Linked DNA regions of Homo sapiens: region 2 is linked to region 1. The links are chromatin loops, found by intact Hi-C in ENCODE. Cell type or tissue: PC-3. All regions are shown on one strand.

Region 1 (5,000 bases):
ATCAGTACATCTAGTCCTCAATAGCCCTTGTGAAGCTTTACTATATAGTCTAAAGCAGTAACAAATGAATAAGTTAATGGAGAGGGAAAGTGAAAGGAAGTGAAAAACAAACTCTAAGTGGTGAATTCCTCTCCCAAATGAGAATTCTAATGTTTAAATACACTAAGTGGGAAACTAAAAAAAGTACTGTTATAATTTCAAGATTATTCTATATTTTAAGAAGCCAACTAAATAGAAAACTTTTAAAAATTTATACCACTTCTAACAAAGAACCATGCAATTGTCTAACTAAAAGACACTTACAAGAGTTTTCAGATGAATGGTTCACCAACAGTTGTTATTATAAAAGAGTTTTCCCGAAAAAAGGACTAAGAAAATGGCAGAGAGTATGTTCATGGATAGGTTGGTTCAGGATTCTCCCTGGAAAATGGGAACATCAAGCTACAAACTACAGCACAGCAATCAGACAATGCATTCAAAGGAAATACACCCATTTTCAATTTTAAGAGTTGTAAACTAGAAATCTAAAGAATAGTTCACACTCATCAATTGATACAAGTAAAGACAGAAAAGTACTTTAATCAATGGTGCAAATTACTTTCACTGATACATATATATGTATGTATACATTTTTTTCTTTCAAAATAACAATATTACAATATTCTTTCTGTTTCCTGGTAGGGAATGAATTGTCTTAAAACCCATCAGGAAAATAGTATTAAATCTATTTTTTTTTTTTTTTGAGACAGAGTCTCACTCTGTTGCTCAGGCTGGAGTGCAGTGGTGCAATCTCAGCTCACTGCAACCTCTGCCTCCCAGGTTCAAGCAGTTCTCCTACCTCAGCCTCCCAAGTAGATGGGATTACAGGTGCCTGCCACCATGCCCAGCTAATTTTTGTATAAAAATATATCTGTTTTAAATCATAGGACAAAAACAACTATGAAATCAGACATAGCCAGAAATGATAATGTATAAAATTTAAATATTATCTAAACCTGGGGCCATACACTCATATCAACCAGTACCAAACAGTCACCTTAAATGTATGAATCAAGCCAGGTATTTTCTGTAGAGTAGTGGGACCCGTGGCTAAACAGAAACAACCTACCACCCAAAGACATTCATATTTAATTGTGGAAAAAAAAAAAACAATACTGTTGCAGAATCAGGACTGTAAACTTAAAGTATCTGTTTTAAACACATTAGGGAGGCGGAAAAAATCCTGATATATGTCCTTCTAGTCTTAGTGAAATTGAGCAGGGACTAAAATGAAAATAAATCAAGAAACATTCAAAGCAGCAAGCTCCTCAGTAAGGATTCCTAAAGATACACAACAAGCACAAAGTAAATACAAATAGAGAATTCCACAATTTTAAGCAAAACATAACAGGCTGGTACCATTATAGAAAGAAGGAAAAAAAATGAAAAAATGCACAGAAGAATCTGCAAAAGAACTTACTAACTTAAAGTTTAAAAAAAAAGAAATATCTATGCCTAAAGCAGTTTTCCAAGATGTCAACATGTCAATTCAATCTAAAAGTGAAAGTAGGCAGAGACCCATAATTTACTGTTAGAATCTTTAAAATAAATATTAGTTACCAAATACTTTTTATTACACAGGCATTATGATCTTGAAATGGGTAAATAGGGGCCCTTAAGTGATACTGAAATCTTGTAAACACTAGTTACCAGAACAATGATCACTTAGTAAACAGCACCATAATTCATTAAATTCTTATTTATATAACTTAACACCTACTAAAACTTAACAATTACTTAGTAGGTCTCAAATAGGACACTTCAGCTACTGTTTTGTGAAATGAAGACAATCTTCACGCAAACATATAAAGACTGATGTACAGGCCAGGCACAGTGGCTCACGTCTGTAATCCCAGCACTTTGGGAGGCTGAGGCAGGTGGATCACCTGAGGTCAGGAATTCGAGACCAGCCTGGCCAACGTGGTAAAACCCCATCTCTACTAAAAATACAAAAATAGCTGAGTGTGGTGGCAGATGCCTGTAATTCCAGCTACTCGGGAGGCAGAGGCAGGAGAATCACTTGAACCCAGGAGGCAGAGGTTGCAGTGAGCCGAGATTGCGCCACTGCACTCCAGCCTGAGCAACAGGAGCGAAACTCCGTCTCAAAAAAAAGAGGTTGATGTACAAATGATTCAGGCAATTTCCTCAAAAAAGCATTTAGTTAAATTTTTATCAAATACATAAAATAAAATCTTCATATAAATGTTACCTCCTGGACATCCTCTGGATTTCTTCGTGAAACAACCTAAAACAAAACATACATAGAAATCTCTAATCATTATCAAAATTTAAGATTTCATATTTGTATAATTAACTTCCAATAGTATTTGTATGAAAAATTCAATTTGCTTAAAAAAATAAACACTATATCATTTATCCAAAACTCAGCTATATAATAACTTCACTATCTGAAATTCATACTGTTAAATCAAGTTTAACCTAAAGTTACCTCCCTTAGGCTACATATTTTAAGTTTGGCCTAAAAGTTTCTCTGTACATAATGAAAGAGAAATAGATATGTAAATAGATGTGTAAAGACTGTAACCTACTCTGGCGCCAATCACCAAGTTTTGGCCAAAGAGAGCCAACTGTTCAAACAGTGTTCAAATAAGGCAAATGCTTAGTTGGAACCAATACAGCTGTTTCAGTTTCCTTTTCTGTACATCACTTTCCTTTTTCTGTCCATAAATCTTCCACCACATGGTTGCGCTGGAGTCTCTCTGGACCTACACTGGCTGAGGAGGCTGACCAATTTGTGAATCATTCTTTGCTCAATTAAACTCTGTTAAATTTAATTTGGCTAAAAATGTTATTTTAACAATACTAAAAATTAAGCAAAAAAACAGCTAAAAGTAAGTCCACATGCTAAAGTTCATATATTCACTACATTCTTAAGAAAAAGCATCTGGCCTTTACTCTTACTTAATTAACATAATTCTAACAAGTTTGTTCACATCTCCCCTTCCCAGCAAGCCTATATACAAATTAGAAGCATAAAAAGCAGCTGCACTTAGGCAAAGTGTACAAGGGATCTCCCTACATTATTTCTTACAACTGTATATGAATCTACAATTAGCACAATAAAACTTTCAATTAAAAAAAAGCAGCTACAATGCTCGGACACAACATGTGAGAAGTATGAGAAGTAATCACTGGCTACCTATGATGAAGAAAACAAAAGTAATATAAATTATTTACAAACATTCAGGGACAAATAATCCTTCTATCAATACTCCCTAAGCAAAGAGGAAAAGGAGAGATTCCTTCAGACTTCCCTGATGACAAAGGCCAAAAAGTCTAACACCAGGTAAAAAGATTTTTTTCACAAAACTTTTGAAAAGGCTAGGTGTTTAAATCATCAAACAGCATCCTAAATTAGGAAAATCTCACATTAGATTACATAATACGGTACCATCCATGTAAGTGTCAAATTAACGGTTTTGAAGCTACAATGGTGTATTTTGCAAAAATAAACAAAAAGATAAATCAGGCTGTTCTGCCTATGGAGTAGCCATTCTTTATTCCCTTACTTTCTTAATAAACTTGCTTTCACTTTAAAAAAAATTTTAAAAAAAGATAAATCAAACACACATTAAAATGGTTGCCTAGGAGTGTGAGGAAGAAAAGGGTCTTTGATATCTAATGACAATACACCATGAACTAGGGATTATAATCCATTCAGCAACACCCCTAAAGTCCAAAATAAGAACAAAAAATAGAGGATGTAAAGTCAGACAAACCTTGGTTCAAATTACAGTTCCTCTTACAGGTTTGATCTCATCGATAAAACGGAGATAATACTAACTGCCTGGCCTGGCTGTTGTGAACAACAAATAAGGACACAGCAAGAACTCTATAATTTAAAAGTTTCCTGTCCCCTACCAGACAGGTTAACCATTGTAAAAGGTCCCACCTAAGAATTCCAGAGAACAAATATCTTGCACTCTATTCTCCAACTTTCAGAATATATAAACTTGGTGAAATCTTGTAGTAATTGTCATTAATTTATACTACAGTGCTATGCAATAGAACTTTCTGTGATAACGGAAAAAAAGGTTCTCTATTTGCAGTGTTCAACACAGCCACCACTAGCCACATGTGTGTGGCTACTGAGCCACTGAAATATGGCTACTTTGAGAAACTACATTAATTTTATTTCATTTAAATTAATTCAAAAAAATTTTTGTATTAAAGAGACAGGGTCTCACTCTGTCACCTAGGCTAGAGTGCCATGGCATGATCATAGCTCACTGCAGCCTCAAACTCCTGGACTCAACTGATCCTCCCACCTCAGCCTCTTGTGTAGCTGGAACTATAGGCACACCACAGTCGGCATACACACACACACACACACACACACACACACACACACACACATATATACACTTTTTTTTTTTTTTGGTAGAGATGGGGGTCTCCCTATGTTGCCCAGGCTGCTCTCAAATTCCTGGGATCAAGCAATCCTCCCGCCTCAGCCTCCCACAGTGCTAGGATTATAAGTGAGAACCACTGTAAGCCTTAATTTAAATTTAAATCAAAATAGCTACATGTGGTTAATGGCTACCAAATTAGACAACACAGATTCAGTATAAGAGACTATAACAGGTAACTAACAACTATACATTATTCAAATCTTTGATTTTAGCTATTACTTTCAAATACCAGCCTGTCCCCTCACACACCTTTCCAAAAGTATAGTATTTCACATAGTATGACTAATTTTGCTTCTTATAAGTGTTTCTTTTTTTTTTTTTTTTTTTTTTTTTTGAGACAGAGTCTTGCTCTGTCACCCAAGCTGGAGTGCAGTGGCGCGATCTTGGCTCACTGCAACCTCCACCTCCTGTGTTCAAGTGATTCTCCTGCCTCAGCCTCCCGAGTACCTGGGACTACAGGCATGTGCTACCATGCCCAGCGAATTTTTGTATTTTTAGTAGAGACAAGGTTTCACCATGTTGGCCAGG
Region 2 (5,000 bases), 52 kb after region 1:
CTCCCAAAGTGCTGGGATCACAGGTGTGAACCACTGCGCCCGGCCTAAAGTATGTATCTTAATTAAAAAGTACTTTCCTGCTAAAAATTGCAAACAATCAACTAAACCTTTAGCAAGCCATAATATTTTTTGCTGGTGGAGGGTCTTGCCTTTATGTTAATGGCTACTGACTTATCAGATTTGTGGTTGCTGAAGGTTGGGATGGTTGTGGAAATTTCTTAGAAAAAAATGAACTTTGCTGCATAGATTGACTCCTCCGTTCATGAAAGATGTCTCTGTACATGTGATGCTGTTTGATAGCATTTTATACACAGTAGAAAATGTCTTTCAAAATTGGAGTCAATTCTCTGAAATACTCATTCCACTTTATCAACAAAGTTTATATAATATTCTAAACCCATTGTTGTCATTTCAACAATGTTCAGAGCATCTATACCAGGAGTAGATTCTATTTTAGGAAACCACTTTCTTTGCTCATCCGAAAGAAGCAACTCCTCATTTGTTCAAGTTTTATCATGCGATTGTAGCAATCCAATCACCTCTTCAAGCTCTAATTCTAGTTCTCTTGCTATTTCTACTACATCTGTTGTTACTACCCCCACTGAAGTCTTGAACCCCTCAAAGCCAACCATGAGGGCTGGAATCAACTTCTCTCAAGCTCCTGTTAATGTGGAAATTTTGACCTCCTTCCATGAATCAAAATGTTCTGAAAGGCATCTAACATGGCAAATCTTTTCCAGAAGATTTGCATCAAAGATGGTGACTCCTTTCTAGAAGGTTTTTAATTTACTTTCCCCAGATCCTTCTGTGGCAGCTATAACCTTAGAAAATGTATTTCTTAAATGAGGGGACTTGAAAGTCAAAATTATTCCCTGATCCCATGGGCTGTAGAATGGATGTTGTGTTAGCAGGGATAAAATAACATTCAACTGAGAGCTCTTGGGTGACCAGGTGTATTGTTAATGAGCATAACGTTTTGAAAAGAGTCTTTTTTTCTAAGCACAAAAGTGTGCTTAAAATATTCAGTAGACCATGGTATAAACTGATGTGCTGTTGTCCAGGCTTTGTCTTCCATTGATAGAGGACAGGCAGAGTAGATTTAACAGAATTCTTAAGGGTCCTAGGATTTTCAGAATGATCAATGAGCATTGGCTTCTACTAAAAGCCACCAGCTCCATTAGCTGCTAACAAGAGACTCAGCCTGTCCTTTGAAGTGTTGAAGCCAGGTATTGACTTCTTTCTAGCTATGAAAGTCCTAGATGGCATCTTCTTCCAACAGAGGCTGTTTCATCTGCACAGAAAATCGGTTGTGTATTATAACCACCTTCATCAGTAATCAAAGCTGCATCTTCTAGATAACTTGCCGCAGCTTCTCCAACAGTACTTTCTGCTTCCGCATGCACTTTTATGTTATGGAGACAGCTTCTTTCCTTAAACCTCATGAAGCAACTTCTGCTAACTTCCAACTTGTCTTCTGCAGCATCCTCACTTCTCTCAGCCTTCATAGAATTGAAGAGAGTTAGGGCCTTACGCCGGACAAGGCTTTGATTTAAGGGAATGTTGTAGCTGGTTTGATCTTCTATATAGACCACTCAGATTTTCTCCATATCAGCAATAAGGCTGTTTTGCTTTCTTATCATGCCTTCATACACTGGAGTAGCATTTTTAATTTCCTTCAAGAACTTTTCCTTTGCATTCACAATTTGGTTAACTGTTTGGTGCAAGATGCCTGTCTTTGGGCCTATCTCAGCTTTTGTCATCCCTTCATTAAGCTTAATAATTTCTAGCTTTTGATTTAAAGATCTGTAACTCTTCCTTTCACTTGAACACTTAGGCACCATCGTAGGGTTATTAATTGGCCTAATTTCAATATTGTGTAGGGGACATGGAGGCCTGAGGAGAGGGAGAGAGACAGGGAATGGTTGGTCAGTCAGCAGAGCAGTCAGAACACACACATTTGTTAAGTTTGCCATCTTGAATGGGTGCAGTTTGTGGTGCCCCAAAACAATTACAATAGTAACATCAACGACCGCTGATCACAGATCACCATAATAGATATAAGAATGATGAAAATGTTTGAAATATGCGAGAATAACCAAAATGTTATACAGAGAAAGAAAGTGAGCACATGCTGTTGGAAAAATCGTTATCAATAGAATTGCAAAAGGGAGGGTTGCCACAAATCTTCAATTTGCAAAAAACAGAGTATCTGTGAAGCATAATAAAGTGAAGCACAATAACACAAGATATGCTTCTACAAACCAAAGAAAAACACACAATTACTGGAGAAGAAAATAAAAATTAGAAAAACAAAGACTCAGCAACATGCTTTTGCCATTTTAGATTTATCTCTGGGAGCAAGAAAATTGCCAGAACTCAGGCAATCCATGAAGTGTACTTTTACAGTGATAAAATTCACCTGCCTCTGTCAGATGAATACATTGGGCATCTTGGTGGGAACTACTGAACTTTTAAAAGATAATTTTCCAAAAAAAAAAAAAAAGGTAAAATCATGACTCTCAAACAGATATAATACGAACACATTAGTCATTTTATTTTATTTATTTTGAAACGGAGTCTCACTCTGTCACCCAAGGTGGAGTGCAGTGGTGCGATCTTGACTCACTGCAACTTCCGCCTTCTGGATTTAAGCGATTCTCATGCCTCAGTCTCCCAAGTAGCTGGGATTACAGGCATGAGCCACCACACCCAGCTAATTTTTGTCTATTTTTAGTAGAGACGGGGTTTCACCATGTTGGCCAGGCTAGTCTTGAACTCCTAACCTCAAGTGATCCGCCTGCCTTGGCCTTCCAAAGTGCTGGGATTACAGGCGTGAGCCCCTGCACCCAGCCATTTTATTTAACTCATTACATAGGTGAACCAGACAGATGTTATCACCTGTTCAAAGGAGAATCCAAAGAGCAGACATGTTTATAGATCAGAAATATTGATCTTGCAAATGGTGCAAAACTGGCTTTTTTGTTGTTGTTGTTGTTTAATTTATTATTATTATTATTATTATTATTATTATTATTTGCGATGGAGTCTCGCTGTGTCGCCCAGGCTGGAGTGCAGTGGCGCGATCTCGGCTCACTACAACCTCCATCTCCCAGGTTCAAGCGATTCTCCTGCCTCAGCCTCCTGAGTAGCTGAGATTACAGGCATGCCACCACACCTGCTAATTTTTGTATTTTTAGTAGAGAACGGATTTCACCATGTTGGTCAGGCTGGTCTCGAACTTCTGACCTCGTGATCCTCCCGCCTCAGCCTTTCAAAGTGCTAGGATTACAGGTGTGAGCCACTGCAGGCAGCCAAAACTGGCTTTTCCATAGAGATGGAGAGTTCTCCCCCCAACTAGGTAGAATTATTTTACAAGTCCATAGACAAAAATCATTTGCACTGCCACAAGCGCCCTGCAAGTTAACTTTAATCTTTGCAATAGTCTAGGCCCAGATAAAGGCAAATATCTTTTAGGATCAGATAAACCCCCAAATTCCAACACTGCATGAAAAGATATCTATTAATTTCTTTTACTTATTTAAAAATGTTACATTTCTCCTTACCTCTTAGGGTGTGCTAAAGGAAAAAGCTTCTGGTCATTCACAAGTCCCAAGTTCTGGCCCACTGTTAACCATTCATTCAAAAATATTTTTACTACTATATATTGTGTACTTAGCACAGCACTAGGTCAAGTAAATTTTGGAAATAATGAGTCATGGTCTTTCCTCAGAAGTTATTTACAATCTCATTATAAAGACAAGACATACAGTAAACTACTAGTCAATTTAATGAACTACAAAATTGTGAGTACAACTAGAAAATAGGGCAGTATAAAACAGAAATACAGTCTTTCTCCATTATTTGTGGATTCCATATTTGCAAATTTGCCTACTTGCTAAAATTGATCTGTAACCTCCATGTATTCTTGGACATGTACAGAGCAGGGAAAATTTTTAATTGCCCAAAGTGCACATTCCCAGCTGAGGCTAAACAAGGCATTCTCTGCCTTTTTGTTTCAGCTCTCATGCTATACCATAGTGTCCCCTTGTTGCCAGGGCTGGAGTACAGTGACACTATCTTGGTTCACTGCAGCCTCGCCCTCTCGGGCTAAAGTAATCCTTTCACCTCAAATTCTGGAGTAGCTGGGACTACAGACGAGAGCCACCATGCCCGGCTAATTTTTGTATTTTTTGTAGGGACGGGGTTTCGCCATGTTGTCCAGTGTGGTCTTGAACTCCCTGGCTGAAGCGATCCAGCCGCCTTGGCCTCCCATATTGCTGGGATTACAGGCGTGAGCCATCAGGACCAAGTGTCCTTTTCACATTCCATTTAGTGATATGTTTTTCACGTTTTTGTACTTTTTGTTGATGTTGCTGTTTAAAATGGTCCCCAAGCGTTGTGCTGTATAGTGCTCCTAAGCACAAGAAGGCTGTCATGAGCCTTGCAGAGAAAATAGCAGTGTTAGATAAGCTTTGTTGAGGTATGAATTATAGTGCTGTTGACTGAGTTCAATGTTAATGAATCAACAATATATATTAAATAAGATGTCTTTAAGCGGAAACACACATACAACAAAACTATGTATTGATTAAGTTGATGAAAATGCGACCAGAGGCTTACAGGATCCTAATCCTGTATTTCCCTTAGGAGTAATGATTCAGTATTTACTAATTCAGTGTTTCCAGCAACTTTACAGAACCTAACTACTGCAAATAACAAGAATCAATTACATACTGAGGGAAAGGTTTTTTTCAAATACACTTTACTTCCTTTTATGCACCAGGGATAAGAAAAGCCTTCCCAAGAAATTACCACTGTTTCAAAGAGCCTATAAAAGCAGTGCTCCTGCCTTCTAGTATCCTTTTCCCCTCTACTCTCCACACTTTATTCTTTCTCGGTTTCTCTCTTCCTGTTTCTTGCAGGGTCTCCACTTAAATAATGTCTTTCAACAATCTACAGTCCTATAATACATTTAATAAAGGTGGACACACAAGACATAC

The links. A loop is a pair of places that touch in the nucleus more often than their neighbours do. Peaks named below come from ENCODE experiments on the same cell type or tissue, not always from the same donor. Only the 100,000 strongest peaks of a DNase experiment are listed, where the experiment ranks them.
Region 2: it touches region 1 in a loop (6-fold over the local background); 7 of 110 quality-filtered maps call a loop at or near these places.

The regions. Positions count from the first base shown.
Region 1 is chr1:213,068,290-213,073,289 of GRCh38, reverse strand. RPS6KC1 (ribosomal protein S6 kinase C1) reads right to left here. Exons shown (of 15, transcript NM_012424.6): 2 at 2,249-2,284. Among named protein-coding and RNA genes, the nearest start is that of RPS6KC1, 20 kb to the right of the region's middle. RefSeq lists an enhancer at 2,550-2,849. In PC-3, a CTCF peak has its summit at 2,723; a DNase peak (open chromatin) is centred at 2,729; H3K27ac peaks cover 322 bases.
Region 2 is chr1:213,016,786-213,021,785 of GRCh38, reverse strand. No RefSeq gene overlaps it. Among named protein-coding and RNA genes, the nearest start is that of ANGEL2, 3.4 kb to the right of the region's middle. In PC-3, no CTCF peak of the experiment used is centred here; no DNase peak of the experiment used is centred here; H3K27ac peaks cover 1,056 bases.